Regions from separate parts of the Homo sapiens genome. Here all the other regions are linked to region 1. A link is a contact called in ENCODE Hi-C or POLR2A ChIA-PET data. All regions are on one chromosome and are shown on one strand. The core of a region is the stretch at or near the end of the contact, and the rest is flanking DNA. Distances in the headings are between cores, read along the strand shown. Region 1 holds the start of SREBF1 (sterol regulatory element binding transcription factor 1). Region 2 holds the start of COPS3 (COP9 signalosome subunit 3). Region 3 holds the start of NT5M (5',3'-nucleotidase, mitochondrial). Region 4 holds the start of MPRIP (myosin phosphatase Rho interacting protein).

Region 1 (3,762 bases), core at 420-2,919:
TTGGATCCAGGTCACACAGCAAGCAGGTGAAAACCCAGATCACCTGCCTAGCTCTGAAGAAAATGGTATTTAGGCTTCACCCAGCACTTCCTATCCCACCCCCTCCCTGGGAAGGGCTGTTTAAATTTTCAGGGAAGTCACCAGCTTCCTGCAGCCTCTAGAGTGTTGGTGGGGGTGGGGCACTGAGGAGAAGCCAGCTTTGTTCTCTGTGTTCTCCAGCAGTTGTTCATCTGGAGGGAGTGGGTCCTGGGTGGACCCTTGAGCAGGGCTACTTGGGGAGATGTGGTTTGGCGACCCCTATGACTTCTGGCGCCGCTATTCTGGGTAATTTTCCACCGCAGCCACTTCTGGGAGAGGAACAAAGGGAGCTGGATGTCCAGGCTGAGCCCCAGGGACTTGGGCTCTGTGGCTTCTCTCCCCCACACACCCCTTCTAAAATGCATCATGAATGTTACTCCTGCTTAGGGCGTGGCCAGATAGGCTATATCTGGAGTTTGAGCAAGGCAGTCTGCAGGATGGCTTGACTTATGAAGGTCTGGGGTCGGGAAGGCCTGAGGCCCAGGCCCCTGATGAGTTTCCTGGACTGCCCTCCACCAAGGGTGCTTCTCTCTGCTTGCATACCTCTGGGGACAGGGAGCTCACTGCCTTATCACATTCAGATTCCTGAATGTTAATTCTGGTTTATTTCAACCCACCTCATTGGGACCCCTTCCCTCCTTCCTGCCCCACCTGGCTCTGTCCCTAGGCCACAGAACCAGGTTCGGTTTCCAGCCCTCTTCTCAACAGGGCTGCCTGCTCTGATCTAGTCCCAGCTTGTGATGATCCAGGGCAGCCTGGCTCTGATCTAAAGCACAGCTACCTCTTCCTTGCGGCCCCTATCCTGGCTGCTCCTGGGAATAAGTGCCAAATCTGGGGTCAGACAGCCCTGGGGCCAGTCTTCCTTGGGTACTGGCTTCCTCCTTCAGGAGCTGCACTGGGCCCACTGGTATCCTATCCCTACAGCTGGATCTGGGAGGAAACCAGATGACGAAATTCCAGCCTCTTTCTTTGGCCACTCCTGTCCTCAAGAGGCCAATCTTCTGGTTTCTTTGCAGAGAGGGGGCAGGCTGATCTCACAGGTCATGCTCCCCTCCACATTGTCACTAGCCTCCCAGCCTGCCCGTGAGAAAGCATCATTAGGCCCATGTTACAAATGAGGAAAATTGAGGCAGAGTGATGTAACTGGCCCAGCAGTTACATCAGGCCTGCTCACAACACAGCAGGCCTGGGACCCCTATAACTTGGATCCTGGTCTGTCTTGTTCTAAAGAGTCAAATCTAGGAAATGAGGAAATGAAGTTTGGGATGGGCCCAGGCCTGGGGCTTCCACTCGGCTTCCTTGCTTGGTGCTGGAGAAACAGAGGCCCAGAGAGGGGGCTCGGCTTGCCCGCGTTCCCGCAGCAGCCGGCCAGAGGCCGCTGCCATTGTGCGCGAGGCTGGATAAAATGAATGACTGGAGGGCGCTCTGGAGGAGGGGCCGGCTGAGGGGAGATTTGTGGCGCAGACCGGGGATCAGGGGTCCCCCGCTCTCTCAAGGTGGGGCGGGGCCGTCTATCTGGGAGGGCGGGTCCTCCCCGAAAGGCCCCGCCTCCGCCTCGACCGCCCAGCAGAGCTGCGGCCGGGGGAACCCAGTTTCCGAGGAACTTTTCGCCGGCGCCGGGCCGCCTCTGAGGCCAGGGCAGGACACGAACGCGCGGAGCGGCGGCGGCGACTGAGAGCCGGGGCCGCGGCGGCGCTCCCTAGGAAGGGCCGTACGAGGCGGCGGGCCCGGCGGGCCTCCCGGAGGAGGCGGCTGCGCCATGGACGAGCCACCCTTCAGCGAGGCGGCTTTGGAGCAGGCGCTGGGCGAGCCGTGCGATCTGGACGCGGCGCTGCTGACCGACATCGAAGGTGCGTCAGGGCGGGCAGGGCTTGAAGCTGCGCCGGGTGGCGCGAGTAGGGGGCGCGCAGGTGTCTCCCTGGCCTTTGTCTCCCCCACGGGCGCCAGCTCCGTGCTGTGCTCGCGCGGGACTTCCCGGTGTCTCTGAGCTCGGTGTCCCGAGCCTCACCGAGCCTCCCTGGTTCCCGCGCTAGCGTCTCGGGCCGCGCGCTTGTGGGTGAGGGCTCCTGGGCCGGGCCGGGGTCCCTTGGCGGCTCCGGGCCGGGACACGTGCGCCTCTACGCGTCCCAGGCCGGGTGCCGCCCGACCGGTGACTCTCCAGCCCTGTGATGGCCACGGCTGAAGCTGGGGACCCAGGCGTCGCCGAAGCTCCGCCCCAGCCCCAGCCGTGACGTAATTGCGAGGTTACTCACGGTCATTCCCTCCGGCCCGAGAGTTCAGCTCGGCGTCGGAGCTCTTGCGCATGCGCATGGGCGCTGCCTCGCGCCCTTCCCCCGCCTCGTGTCGGGTTCTCCCGGTCTGCGACGGGCACAGCCTCCGCACTCATTCACTGACATCCACCGAATGCCAGGCCCCGTCTTAGGCACCGAGGGTTTACAGACAGACCTGGGTACCCCCTCTTTTAGGGAACACAAAAATCTCCCGGGAAACCAAACGGGTATTTAGTTGTACCTTGGGTGGAGCGAGGCTGGGGGAGGGCAGGGATGTGGCTACTTTGGGTAGAGCGGTCAGGGACTTCTAAGCTGAGACCTGAGGGTCACCCCCAGGACCAGCAAGGAAAGATGTTTTCCAGGCCACGGCAAGGGAAGGGCAAAGGCCTCGAGGCAGGGCCTAAGTGTGAGGAGTTAGAGGCTTGCAAAGGAGTGAGGTCAGGGAGGAGGAGGACGCAAACCGACTTGGTCGGCCAGGGAAAGGGCGGAGCAGAACAGTGGCACCGGCTTCCATCTTTGGAGCATCACCCTGGCTGTGATGAGAAGGGGTTTGGGGCCAATGGTGGCACCAAGTGCCAATTAGGAGGCCCGTTGCTTCCATTTTGTAGATAGAGCAAACGGAAGCCCCTAGCAAATTGCCTGCATGGTTTCTGTGCAGGAGTTTTAGCAGCACTAGCTAAGTTGCACTTGGTTGATGAGGAAACTGAGGCCAAGGTCGCAGGAACAAGATGCCTAGACTCACAGCCTGAATGGACATGTCCATGGAACCCGTGGCCACCCTGGGGTTGGCAAAACAGATATATCTATGCCACCACCACTCCTGCCCTACTGCAGCCTTGCAGATGAGCCCAGCTGGTTGCCAGCCCCAGAAGCTTCCCAGCCCTCCCTCCTTCCCCCTGGGGCTGGGCTAGGGGAGGACCCCAGAGGAGAGGCCCTGATTGTGAGGCTTTTCCAAAACAGCCTCCCCTATCCCTGGCACGAGGGGTTGTCCTTCACTGCCCTCTGGAGTGATGAACCCTGAAATCCCAAGCCCTAGGGAGATCTGGGCCTGACTCAACTACCAGTTCCACATCACTGGGCCCAGTGAGTGTAGTCCCAAGAGGCAACGTGACCAAGCCAGGAGGACATGCGCTTTGGGGTCAGAACTTGAACCTGGACACTCCTCACTTCCTTTGTCATCCTGCTCAAGCCCTCTCACCCTCTAAACCTTAGTTTCCACCTCCAGAAAAATGATGCAAACCCTCCCTTCATGGGCAAGTTGGACAACAGAACCCGTTCTGGGCCACAGGTCTGATACAGACCTTTGTTTGTTTGTTTGTTTGTTTTCTGCAGTGGCGCAATTTTGGCTCACTGCAAGCTCCTCCTCCTGGGTTCACGCCATTCTCCTGCCTTAGTCTCCCAAGTAGCTGGGACT
Region 2 (3,627 bases), core at 721-3,220, 560 kb after region 1:
ACATGATTTTATAGAACCATGTTCCATTCCTTCAGACCACTAACTCCTTTTATCTAGGGTCTTCATGTGTTGTCTGCAGGAGAGAAGGACCGAAACTGTTTTGTTTTGTTTTGTTTTGTTTGAGTCAGATTCTTGCTCTGTCGCCCATGCTGGAGTGCAGTGGTGCCATCTCGGCTCACTGCAACCTCCACTTCCCGGGTTCAAGAGGTTTTCCCATCTCAGCCTCCCGAGTAGTTGGGACTACAGGTACCCATCACCAAGCCCAGCTAATTTTTGTAGTATTTTTAGTAGAGATGGCTTTTCACCATGTTGGCCAGGCTGGTGTCCAACCCCTGACCTCAAGTGATCCACTTGCTTCAGTCTCCCAAAGTGCTGGATTACAAGCGTGAGAGACTGCACCAGGCCCCAAGACTGTTTTTACTACCACTGTATTTCTAGTGCCTGGTACAACACATTGTAAGTGTCAGTAAACATATGTTGGATAAAATTTTAAAATGCATGTTTATTTTCTCAGTCCCTACTATGCAGCAAATCCTATGCTGGGCCCTAAAGGGGAACCAAGGTTAGTAAGAGAAATGCTTGACCTTAAGGAACTCCATGCCAGTTAGAAGCAATGGATCCGTAAACCAAAAGTATCTGAGACCAGTCTCAATCGAGAAAGTTTATATTGCCAAGGTGAAGGATGCGATGATAACACGGCCTCAGGAGCTCCTCAGGACATGTGCCCAAGGTGCGGGTACAGTTTGGTTTTATACATTTTAGGGAGACATGAGTCATCGATCAATACATGTAAGATGTACGTTGGTTAGGATCGGAAAGACGGGCTAACTCGGGGCAGTGGGGGGCTTCTACCTTATAGGTAGACTTAAAGATTTTTTGATTGGTAATTGGTTGAAAGAGTTATTATCTAAAGACCTGGAAGTAAATAGAAAGAAATATCTGGGTTATGATTATAAGGGGTTGTGGAGACCAAGGTTTTATCATGCAGATGAGGCTTCCAGGTAGCCTGCTATTCAGACAGAATAGATTGTAAATATTTCTTATCAGTCTTGAGTCTACCAGTCTTAAGGTCTCTGTGTTGATGTTTGTGAGGCATGTCTGACTACCACTTCCCATCATGGCCTGAACTAGTTTTTCAGGATAAATTGGAATGTCCTTGGCTTCAGATAGGGTCCACCAGTCAGTTGGGGGGCTTAGACTTTTATTTTTGGTTTACAGATATCACATGGACTATAGAGACACATTTCTGTAACAGAGTAGAAGTGCAACATGAGAAGAACAAAGTGCTTTAGGCGACAAGCGGAGGAGGGAGACATCAATCCCAGATGGGAAAAATCAATTCACTTTCTGTGTGTGGTGTTACTTATTTATTTATTTTTTGCAGGGAAGGGATCGATTCATTCAACGTACACCTTGAATGAATAACTATAGTTCTCCCTACGTCCTATGCACTGTCCTAAGTGTTTTACGTGGTTAAGGACACTAAGATTTTACAGATGGGGAAAACAATGCACACGACAGTCAAGTGACCCGCTCAACGTCACACAGCTACTAAGTGGTAGAAAAGGCAGTTGAACCCAGGCTGCTTGGCTCCAGAGTCTAATATCACGGGGAAAACCTCACGGGAGACGTGGCAACGAAGTTGTGCTTCATTGAAGTATCTGTCCAGGTGGAAAACCGCAGGGCCTCTCTAGCAAAATCCAGAACCAGAAAATACTTGCTTAATTATGAGTTTCCTTCCTTCTTTTGCCCACTATCCCCATTTAACCTGCGGAGGGATTTCAGAAGTGCAGTGAATAAAGATGCAGGGGACTATGGAACACTAATTTCCGGCTACGGCGAATTCAGGCTGTTTCCATGGAAACAGTAACGGGTGGGCAGCTAGGTATAGTCTCGCGGTGCTTGAACCAGCGGAAGTGACGTCGCCGCTCGCGAGGACCTCAGGTGGATCGCCGCGGCCCCTCCTCCCAGAGCGGCAGCCTTTTCCCGCGCGTGCTGCCTTCGCCGCTCGGGCCGCCCGGGGGAAAACATGGCGTCTGCCCTGGAGCAGTTCGTGAACAGTGTCCGACAGCTCTCAGCTCAAGGTAACGCCCTAGGCCGCCGGGCTGGGCATGGGCGGGTACCGGGAACTGGCCTGGATCCCCAGGCGCCAGCACGGACGGCTGGAACAGCCCTTTTAGTCCTGAGACTCTTCTCCGGGGCCGGGCTTGGGGTTGCGGCGTTTAGATCAGGGCAGGATCGAGCGCGGCCGAGTGTAGGCAGCCCCCTCGCGCTCCGCTGTCCTCGCCGGCCGGCCTCCCCTCCCTCGGGCCGCCGGGAGCCCCCTCCCCCCGGCCTGGGCCCCTTCCACCGGGCGCTTTGCTTGACAGTTTGGGGGCGTGACTTCCGCCAGGAGCCATCTCGGGCGACTATTGGTTCCTTCTGTCTCTCTTGCCTTCGGTGATTGGCGCACCGCCATGTCATCTTTGCCGCCGATCCGCAGCTTGCTGACTAGGCCGCCGGGAGCGGGCGGGAGGCGAGTCCGTTCTGGGTGTCTTGGCTCTATGGCTCGCCTCTGCCAGCTCCTCCGCTGCCAGGCGGCGCACGCTCGGGAACCTGTGCGCCTATTTTGGTCCTACAGAATGCTGCGGAAGCTCTCGCTCGTAGGACTCCATTTCTTCTTCTTTGTTTTTTTTTAGCCGAGGCTGGAGTGCAGTGGCGCGATCTCGGCTCACTGCAACCTCAGCCTCCCGGCTTCAAGCGATTCTCCTGTCTCAGCCTCCCGAGTAGCTGAGATTACAGGCGCCCGCCAGCTCACACGGCTTTTTTTTTTTTTGAGACGGAGTCTCACTGTCTCCCAGGCTGGAGTGCAGTGGCGCGGTCTCGGCTCACCTCAACCTTCGCCTTCGAGGTTCAAGCGATTCTCCTGTCTCAGCCTCCCGAGTAGCTGGGATTACAGGCGCCTGCCCGGCTAATTTTTGTATTTTTAGTAGAGACAGGGTTTCACCATGTTGGCCTGGCTGGTCTCGAACCTTGATCTCAGGTGATCCACTGGCCTCGGCCTCCCAAAGTGCTGGGATTACAGGCATGAGCCACCGCGGCCAGCCCACGCGGCTAATTTTTTCGTATTTTTAATAGAGATGGGGTTTTTACCATGTTGGCCAAGCTGGTTTCGAACTCCTCACCTGAAGTGATCCGCCCACCTCGGCCTCCCAAAGTGCTAGGATTACAGGCGTGAGCCACTGCGCCCGGCCAGGACTCCATTTCTAGGGGTAGAATTGTGATGATTTTACTCGCACTTTCCAGGTTGTTTGGTTCATTCATTGCGTATGAATGTACCGAATTCTGGACCTGAAATTCGAATGATTAGATGCTGGCTGTGAAGGCCCTTTTAACTATCCCGTGCTTCAGTTTCTTCGTCTGCAAAATAAGTCCCTAGTTTATGTAGAGTTGTGAAGATTCAATGAGAGAAACCATGTAAAAGCAGTTGGAACAGTGCCTGTCATAAGGGGTGCAATAAATATAGCTGCAAATTATTGTTACCGTCATTAATTGCAAAGTTCTAGGAGCTGCTTGACCTTGGACAAATAACCTTTAATCTCTGAGTCTTTTGCATCTCCATTGTAAAAATGGAGGGGTGCTTTTACC
Region 3 (3,903 bases), core at 973-3,472, 530 kb after region 1:
CCTGACAGCATACCAGCAACACTCTCAGGAACCACAGGGACTAGGCAAATGCGTGCTTATTACTGAAACACATTTGATCCTCACATCCCACATAGGGTACTGTGAAGACCAAAGGGAATACAGACAGAGCAGAATTTTGAAAAGTAGAAATGCCTACATACACATAAGGAGCCACGTGTGTGGGGGCGGGGGGGGGGGGGCGGTTGTTTTAACCACAGATACTGGGCCAGCTTGGGGTAGGCCCAGGGATGTCCACAGCAGCAAGCCGTGCCTCAGGAAGGGAAGTAGTGGAAGCCAGCAGATTACTCCCAAGGCACCCTCCTTACTGCCCCGTGCCTTTGCCTTGTGCTTGGAAACCAGTAACCCCACACGTACAGAGCCTACATATTTGCACAAAGAACTGGAAAAGCTGCTGCACTTTTCGGAGTTGGGGGTGGGCTTGGTTTCCACGTTAATACACTCCCGGGCGGATATATGGTGTCCAGACTCCCCATGCCGAGCGCTGCCTATAAATGAACACTCGCCACACACTGGAGCCTATTCCTGAGGCTGCAGAAAGTACCAGGGCATTTTCTCCAGTTTAAAGTTTATCATTAGGCATCCGCTGTAGAAGAGCTCAGCACACTGGGCTCTGTGAAAGTCACCTTCTGAAGTGCCTGGTGTTGATGGAGACAAACGGTACTTGGTTTCCTTTTTTAACACCTGTCCCTCAACAAACCACATTACTGATGAGGCATCTTTCTGATGTCAGAAGAAATGTCACTTGTTAGAGACAGTAGTACAGAGAACAGGACTGTGGAGTGGGGAGCACTAACTGTGCTTGGGAGGCAGACAGACTTGGGTTTGAGTCCTGACTGAGCCCCTGAGCAGCATGTGACTTGGGGCAAGTTTCCTCATCTGGAAAACAGAGATAATAATATCTACCCAACAAAAGAGAGGATGCAGTGAACTTGTGGCTAAAAAACGGGCTCTTGTAACTTCCTTCTCCTCTTTATCAAACCCTCCAGCAGCAACCCTAGGTGGCCAATCAAGGGATGCCAAAAAACACTCAGCCTCTTTAATTTTGTGCATACCAAAATCCCCTGTTCCTTTTGCAAAATACTTCAAATTTACCAACCAAGATCTGTGTGTAAACGTCCCTCCTTGGATCTTTCCCCTCTATCCATCCTGGACAGAACACCTCGGGAGTCGGATGGTAGGGGTTGAGCTCAGGTGTTCAGCAAGGCCAGCTCTGCAAGGGGATAAGACATGAGGTGGATCCCACCTCACCTGGACCACTGACTCACTGTGTGACCCCCAGAAAGTCACACAACCTCTCTGGGCCTCAAATACCCCTGGAAGCTATGCTTTCATGGACAACAGTAAAAAAGATGGGTAAAGACACCCATCAAAGTCCTGGGGACAAAGAAGTGGGAATGTGACTGCGGTCGGGGTGAAAGAGGACAACTTATAACGTTTATTTTTCTAAAAATTTAACAAACGACTTGAGGCCAAATATGCCACAAATTTTGAAGTCAGCTTTAAATGCAGAGTTAGGTATATTAACACTTTGTACTCTCCCGCATTTTCAGAAACCTTGGATGGCAGCCAACAGATCCTGAGCGCGGGGCCGCATCTTCCCGGTGCGCTGTGGCCCCTAGTCCCCCCCAGACCCTATTCTATCAGAGGGCCACCCCGAGGCTGGGGCGCTGACCGTCCAAGGTCACCGGCGCAGGGGCGGTGTCTGGGGCTCGGGGCGAGAAGGAGGCCCGGCGCGGGGCGGGGCGGGGACGCTCACGCTCAGCCCTGGCCGCAGGCGGCCGTACTGCTCCGACACCCAGAAGCCGCGCCGGTCCTCCAGCGCGATGAAGGGCTGGTCGGGAAAGCGCGCGCGGAACTTCCTGAGGAATCCGCCCTCGAAGTCAGCCAGCACGCCGTCCATGTCCACCAGCACCCGTAGGGCGCGGCCTCCCGCCAGGCCCAGCCCGCCCGCCGCCCCGCGCCGCCCCGCGGGAACCGCCGCGCTGCAGAGCCGCCGCGCACACCAGCCGCCCAGCCGGATCATGGCCCAGCGCGCTGGCCCGTCGTGGGCGCGGGGACCTGGGCCGCGCCGTGCTGCCGGAGCCGGCCAGACATTCCCGCCGCGGAGGAGAAGCCCCCAACGCTGGGGCGCGCGTGGAGCGCGGGACGGGGAGCGGGGCGGGGAGCGCGGGGTGCGGGCGCGCAAGTACCGGCCCCAGAGCGAGGCCGCGGCGCGCGCGGTCCCTAAAGGAACACGCGCCGGCGGAGGCGGAGCCCCGGGGCGGGGCTTCGAGGACGGACAGCGGTAAGCGCCGCGCGCCTCCAGAAGGTCCGCGCTCCCGCGCTGTCGATTTGCGTCTTCTCCGTGGACCCTGGGCCCGGGCTGCCTTCTCCCACTGCACAGACTACCATGGAGGAGCAGTGCAAACCGAGAAGCAGGCCTGTGTCGTTAGACATTTTTGAGCACTAACTGTGTCGAGTGTGAACCAAATAGACAAAGTTCCTGCCATCCTGGAACTTACGTTTTAGAAGGGGATCCAGACAACAGGATGGAGGAACAAAAACAGGGTGCACTCTGAAAGCCTCTCTGCTTTATTTACAGCAAATGTCTGCGGAGAGACTGATAGAACCAATATCTGCTAACATCATACAGCCTTAGTAAAACTGATGATTCTCAGGTAAATATATGAATAAATATTAAGTACCCCTGTATTGCTTTTTTTTTTTTTTTTTTTTGGAGACGGGGTCTTGCTCTGTTACCCAGGGTGGAAGCAGTGGCATGATCTCGGTTCCCTGCAGCCTTGAGTTTCTGGGCCCAAGGGATCGTCCTGCTTCTGCCTCCTGAGTAGCTGGGACCACAGGGGCCTGCCACCACACCCTGGTAATTTTTTTTTTTTTTTTTTTTTTTTTGAGACAGGAGTCTTCCTATGTTGGGCTCAAACGATCCTCCCACCTCAGCCTCCCAAAGTGCTGGGATTACAGGCGTGAGCCACCGCGCCCGGCCTCTTTTCAACTTTTAAGTACAGGGATACATGTGCAGATTTGTTATATAAATTGACTGTCTTGGGGGTTTAGTGTACAGATTATTATTACCCAGGTAATAAGCGTAGTTCCTGATAGGTAGTTTTTCCATCCTCACCCTCCTCCCACTCTCCACCCTCAAGTAGGTCACCGTGTCTGTTGTCCCCATCATTACGTCCATGTTTACTTAATGTTTAGTTCCCGCTTTTAAGTGAGAGCATGAGGTATTTAATTTTCTGTTCCTGTGTTTGCTTAGGATAATTGTCTCCAGCTCCATCCATATGGCTGCAAAAGACATGATCTTATTCTTTTTTTATGACTGTGAAGTATTCTATGGTATATATGTACCACATTCTCTCCCTTTTTTTTTTTTTTTTCTTGATAGGGAGTCTTGCTCTTGTTGCCCAGGCTGGAGTGCAGTGGCAGGATCTCGGCTCACTGCAACCTCCACCTCCCAGGTTCAAGCGATTCCCCTGCCTCAGCCTCCCAAGTGGCTGGGATTACAGGCGCCCACCACCACACCCAGCTTTTTTGCATTTTTAGTAGAGACAGGGTTTCACTATGTTAGCCAGGCTGATCTCCAACTCCTGACCTTGTGATCTGCCCGCCTCGGCCTCCCAAAGTGCCGGGGTTACAGGTGTGAGCCACCGCACCCGGCCGATTTTTGTATTTTTAGTAGAGACAGGGTTTCACCATGTTGGCCAGGCTGGCCTCAAACTCCTGACCTCAGGTGATCCGCCCCACCCCCCTCGGCCTCCCAAAGTGCTGGGATTAAAGGCGTGAGCCACTGCACCCAGCCTGTGTTACAGCTCTTTTAGCCCCACCATTTGGCAGGTCCCGAGTTCTTGTCCTGCATCCAGGAAGAATGGGGTAGGCAGACAA
Region 4 (3,974 bases), core at 1,475-3,974, 790 kb after region 1:
GGTGGCTGATGTATCTTCCAGCTTTGACGGTCTAAAATAAGCTCCAGGCTGGGAGGGGCAGCAGGAAGCAGGGGCTTGGGGGAGACTGATGGGAACCGATTGGTTGAGGTTTTCTAATGGAGCCATAAGGATGAGAGTGAGAGGGAGGGCCGGATGCAGAGAGCAGCAGAGAAGGCTGTTGGCAACAGCCCTGAGTCTCCCTCCTCTCTTTTCAAGAGCAGTTTCTTCCTGAAAGATCCCAGGAGGTAGAATGCTGGGCTAACCTCTCCCAGCACAAATAACCCCACTCATTATTTCAGAAACTACCATTCCAGTTGTGCCCTGAAGGTCTCAGGCCTGTTTCAAAACCCACAATTCAACTTTGAATACAGTGAGAGTACAGTATTTTAAGTTTGCCTCTCCCCGTGAATCCAATTAATAATCAACAGATTAAAAAAAATCTTAGCAGATTGGACTCAAACATGCAGATTCCATCCTAGTTTATCTAAGCTTAAGAATTCGAAAACAGCCCCTATGAGGTGTAAATTTACCAATTTTGACAGTTGCTTAGAATAACCAGGAAACTTACAAACCTCTCTCAGAACAACCCTTGCCCAGAAACTTCTTAAAGTGGCAGGTTTTTTTGGTTTGTTAAATTGTAAGAGAAAAAAGTTTCATAAAATATCATTTCTTGCTTTTCACAAATGCTCAGTGAAGGAGGTAAGCCAGGGACCAGGATTCCCAATTTACAGATAAGGAAATTAAAAGATACAGAAGTAAAGGGATTTGTTCAAGGTCACACAGCTGGAAGTGACAGCCAAGACCTGAAGCAAAGTCTCCTAACAACTCCTCATCGCATAAACTGTTTCATCCAAAAAAGCATCCAGATGAGAAGAAGGAATCAAGTTCTCCTTTACACTCCAAAACACCCTCCGAGGTAAATGAGTTCTATCCGTCCCAAGCTGACCGTCCTTAAAACCCTTGGTATCTTAACCATCTATGACTTTGCAGCCTTGAGTGTTTCGTTAAGCTTTTGGGGTTTAGATGAAAGGAATCTTTTCCTGGCAGTTGGAAACCTGACCTCAGAGAAAGGCCCCGTGCCCCAGGCCGTAACCCCTGCCCCACCACCCTACTCCAGTCGGCCATGTAAACAAGTCAAACCCTGGGTGCACTGAAGTGGCATTAAAAACAACCAGGCCCGTTCACTCGTTTTCAGTCTAAGGGGTTCTTCTGCGACAGGAGTGGCTACAACTAGGTCACACTGGACTGGAATGTGAAGGGACTTCCCCTGGCTTCATTCAGGAGGCTGAGAGAAAGCTCTGAAGAGGATGGAGATGATGGCCGTGGGGAGGGTACCGAGGCACATCCCAAGGAGGTGCACACAAGGCTCGGAATCCTGGAACACTAGGAGTTCAAACAGCAATCACTGCAGGGGTTCCCAAGGGCCATGGGGGCTGCAGCCAAGCCTCTTGGAGCCTTTCATCAATACAAATTCCCCATCTCCCCAGTCACTCCAGGGCGGGGGCCCCAGAACTCTGTGTTTAATGGCTATGACTCTAATGCACGTTTGGGAGTCATAACTAGTTCAAAGCCCTGTTTGACAGTTAAGGCTGGGAGACAGAAATCAACTTTCCCGAGGACCCACAGGTCTCCTCACCCCTCGGCCAGTGACCAGGGAACTGGTCCCAGCTCCCCGCTAAACTACGGCCTGCCAAACTAAGTTCAAGAACAAGACCCTCCTCGCCAGATTTGGACACCCCTTCACCTCTCTCCAGTGCTTGACAGTGACGATGATTCAGAATCGGGGCAGGCTGCGTCCCACTAGACGGAAGCCCACAGTCCTCCCCAACAATCCGACCCCTGGGCCACTCTGGCTGGACAAATCCAAGTCCAGTCCCAAGCCAGAATCTCAGGGGGGTCCCGTCAAGCGGCATGCAATCCCTAAGCGCTTTGTTCCTACTAAGCGAAACCAGGCACTTTTGAGTCACCCAAAAAGCATGAATCACACAGCCGGGCAATGGGAACGGGAAAGGATGTTATTTTTCGGCATACTCGAGGATTTTCCCTTTGTCCCAGCTCTGTCAATGCACTTCCCGTCCCCGTCCCCATGCCCCAGGACTCGCGCATTTCCCTGCTCCATTTTTATTTTCCCTGCAGCCCTTGGCGGCGCCCCGGCCGCCGACCCGCGGCTCCCAGAACGGAGGTGTCCGGGCCGGCCCCAGTCGCTCACCTGCGTCAGGTCCTCGTCGTTGAGCAGATGCGACTCGCGGGGCTTGAAGCAGTTCTGACACTTGCTCTTGTTGAAGATGTTGGCCTGGAATTTCCTGCACGGGTTCTCCTTGGCTGCCGACATGGTCGGCGCGGCGGCGACGGCGGCGGCGGCGGCGGCGCAGGCCTGGCCGGCCTGGCGCTCCCGGCGGGCTAGGGGCTCAGCGCGGCCGCGCCGCATCCCTCGCCGGCCCCGCCGCAGGCCCGGCCCGGCCTCCTTCCCGGCGGGCGGTTCGCTGCACGCGCCGAGGCTCCTGAGCCGCCCGGGCCTCACAGCGCGCGCGACGCCCAGCTCCCGCCCGCACCGCCGCCGCCCGGCCGCCGCGGGCCCATGGACGCGGCCTCGGGCCCGCTGCTTCCCGCTGCGGCCCGCCTCTCAGGCTCCGGTCGCCGCCGTCCCGGCTCGTCCGCGCCGCCGCAGCTGCCCTCGGCGCCCCGCGGCCGCTGCAAATGGGACCGGAGCGCCTCACGCACTACGGGGGCGGGCGGGCGGGCGGGCGGGCGGGCGGCCGGGCGCGGGGAGGTGCCGGGGCGTACGGGGCGGGGCCGCGCCCGACGCGATCGGCAGCCCCACCGGCCAATGGGGTTGGCGCGCTCTCGCTAACAAAGGAACCTCTGGGCCAATGGCAGTCGGGGGCGGGACCGAGGGCCGCCGAGCGCAAGGTAAGTTGTGCAGGCCGGGAAGGTGGGGGCGCCGGCATGGGACGTTCAGGTTTGGTGGACTGGCGCCGAGGCCGGCCGGGCTGACAGCTGCAGGGCCCGGGCGGGGGATGCGGGGGAAGGCGGAGCCGACCTCAGGCTGCCTCTCTGCAACCCCCTCGCTCCCAGGCTCGCCTTCCCGCGCCCACGCTGTACACCCAACGGAGGCATCTTCCCCAAGCCCAGCTCGGAGAGGATTAGTTTAGCACCTACTGTGTACCAGGCCCCCTCGTAGGAGTCAGTTAGCGTCGGGAAGGGCTGGATACTCCAAGGGCTCGCTCATTAAAGGTTCGCAACCTCTCCTTTCTCATCCCCATTTTACATAGGAGGAGACTGAGGAGCAGAGAAGTAACAGCGGGTAGTATTTCAAGGGATGACTAAGAGAAGATGTCAGCGGACTTGAAGAGCTGTCAGCTCCATTAGGGGAGATGAGCGAAGGCTGACTCTCTGCCAGGTGCTGAGCTAGGCATTCTTTCCCCCATGATGTGCTTGAGGAAATGAAGGGTCAGACACCTGGAGTAATTTGTGTAGGATCACTCTGCTAGGAAGGGGCCGAGCTGTCACTCCCGTCCTCCATTGTCCAGCCTCCTGGCCAAAAGACAACCTGGAAAAGGCTGTCAAAGGCTCAGGCAGAAGGTTGCAGGAGCCCAGAGAGGGGAGAAATGCGCTCTTTAGAAAAATTCGGGTGGCTTCAAGGAGGAGGGGAAGTTTAAGTGGACAGTGAGAGGGTTGAGTGTGGCTGGAAGTGGAGATAGGGGAAGAAGGAGCAAGAGGGATTGGAAGAGGGCTCTATCACCCAGGCCTTGTATTCCAAGCCCAGGCGTGCACATGTCATCCCACTGGCAGCTGGGAGTCATGGTGAGTCTTTAAACAGGGGGGTGAGCTAACCCAGCCTTCACGGAGGAGGTGACATTGGAGCATGTGGTAGTGGCAGCCACAGCAGCTGTCGCTCAGGGAATGGAGGAGGTTTTAGGAGGAGAAGTAGCAAATGCTTCCAGAGCTGTGTACTTTTCCACGGATCATCTGGT

What was found. Hi-C counts contacts between places; a loop is a spot of excess contacts on that map. ChIA-PET counts read pairs that join two places held with the same protein, here RNA polymerase II (POLR2A). Pooled maps may share reads with other maps.
Region 2: a map of B cell shows a loop between it and region 1 (21-fold over the local background). The contact joins the promoter of COPS3 here to the promoter of SREBF1 in region 1. A Hi-C loop is called at or near these places in 1 of 168 maps with a recorded cell type or tissue (B cell), 2 of 37 single-sample maps with no recorded cell type and 8 of 50 pooled maps. POLR2A ChIA-PET finds 5 or more read pairs at or near these places in 5 of 52 experiments (MCF 10A, WTC11, activated CD4-positive, alpha-beta T cell and 2 more).
Region 3: a pooled map shows a loop between it and region 1 (4-fold over the local background). The contact joins the promoter of NT5M here to the promoter of SREBF1 in region 1. A Hi-C loop is called at or near these places in 2 of 37 single-sample maps with no recorded cell type and 7 of 50 pooled maps. POLR2A ChIA-PET finds 5 or more read pairs at or near these places in 4 of 52 experiments (MCF 10A, WTC11, activated CD4-positive, alpha-beta T cell and 1 more).
Region 4: a loop to region 1 is called in a pooled map, with 5 times the contacts of the local background. The contact joins the promoter of MPRIP here to the promoter of SREBF1 in region 1. A Hi-C loop is called at or near these places in 3 of 37 single-sample maps with no recorded cell type and 14 of 50 pooled maps. POLR2A ChIA-PET finds 5 or more read pairs at or near these places in 1 of 52 experiments (GM12878).

What each region holds. Positions count from the first base shown.
Region 1 is chr17:17,834,893-17,838,654 of GRCh38, reverse strand. It overlaps SREBF1 (sterol regulatory element binding transcription factor 1), which reads left to right and starts at 1,669. Exons shown (of 19, transcript NM_004176.5): 1 at 1,669-1,928. The coding sequence starts at 1,838. RefSeq lists enhancers at 88-989, 990-1,892, 1,893-2,794 and silencers at 1,661-1,820, 2,011-2,290.
Region 2 is chr17:17,279,589-17,283,215 of GRCh38, reverse strand. COPS3 (COP9 signalosome subunit 3) reads left to right here and starts at 1,970. Exons shown (of 12, transcript NM_003653.4): 1 at 1,970-2,084. The coding sequence starts at 2,030. RefSeq lists enhancers at 1,773-1,872, 2,523-2,582 and a silencer at 2,093-2,332.
Region 3 is chr17:17,301,692-17,305,594 of GRCh38, reverse strand. NT5M (5',3'-nucleotidase, mitochondrial) reads right to left here and starts at 2,222. Exons shown (of 5, transcript NM_020201.4): 1 at 1,778-2,222. The coding sequence starts at 2,044. RefSeq lists silencers at 1,653-1,842, 1,973-2,072, 2,123-2,292.
Region 4 is chr17:17,041,207-17,045,180 of GRCh38, reverse strand. It overlaps MPRIP (myosin phosphatase Rho interacting protein), which reads right to left and starts at 2,724. Exons shown (of 24, transcript NM_001364716.4): 1 at 2,210-2,724. The coding sequence starts at 2,332. It overlaps LOC124903938 (a long non-coding RNA gene), which reads left to right and starts at 2,856. Exons shown (of 3, transcript XR_007065644.1): 1 at 2,856-2,910; 2 at 3,273-3,400. RefSeq lists silencers at 732-1,026, 2,700-3,159 and an enhancer at 838-2,037.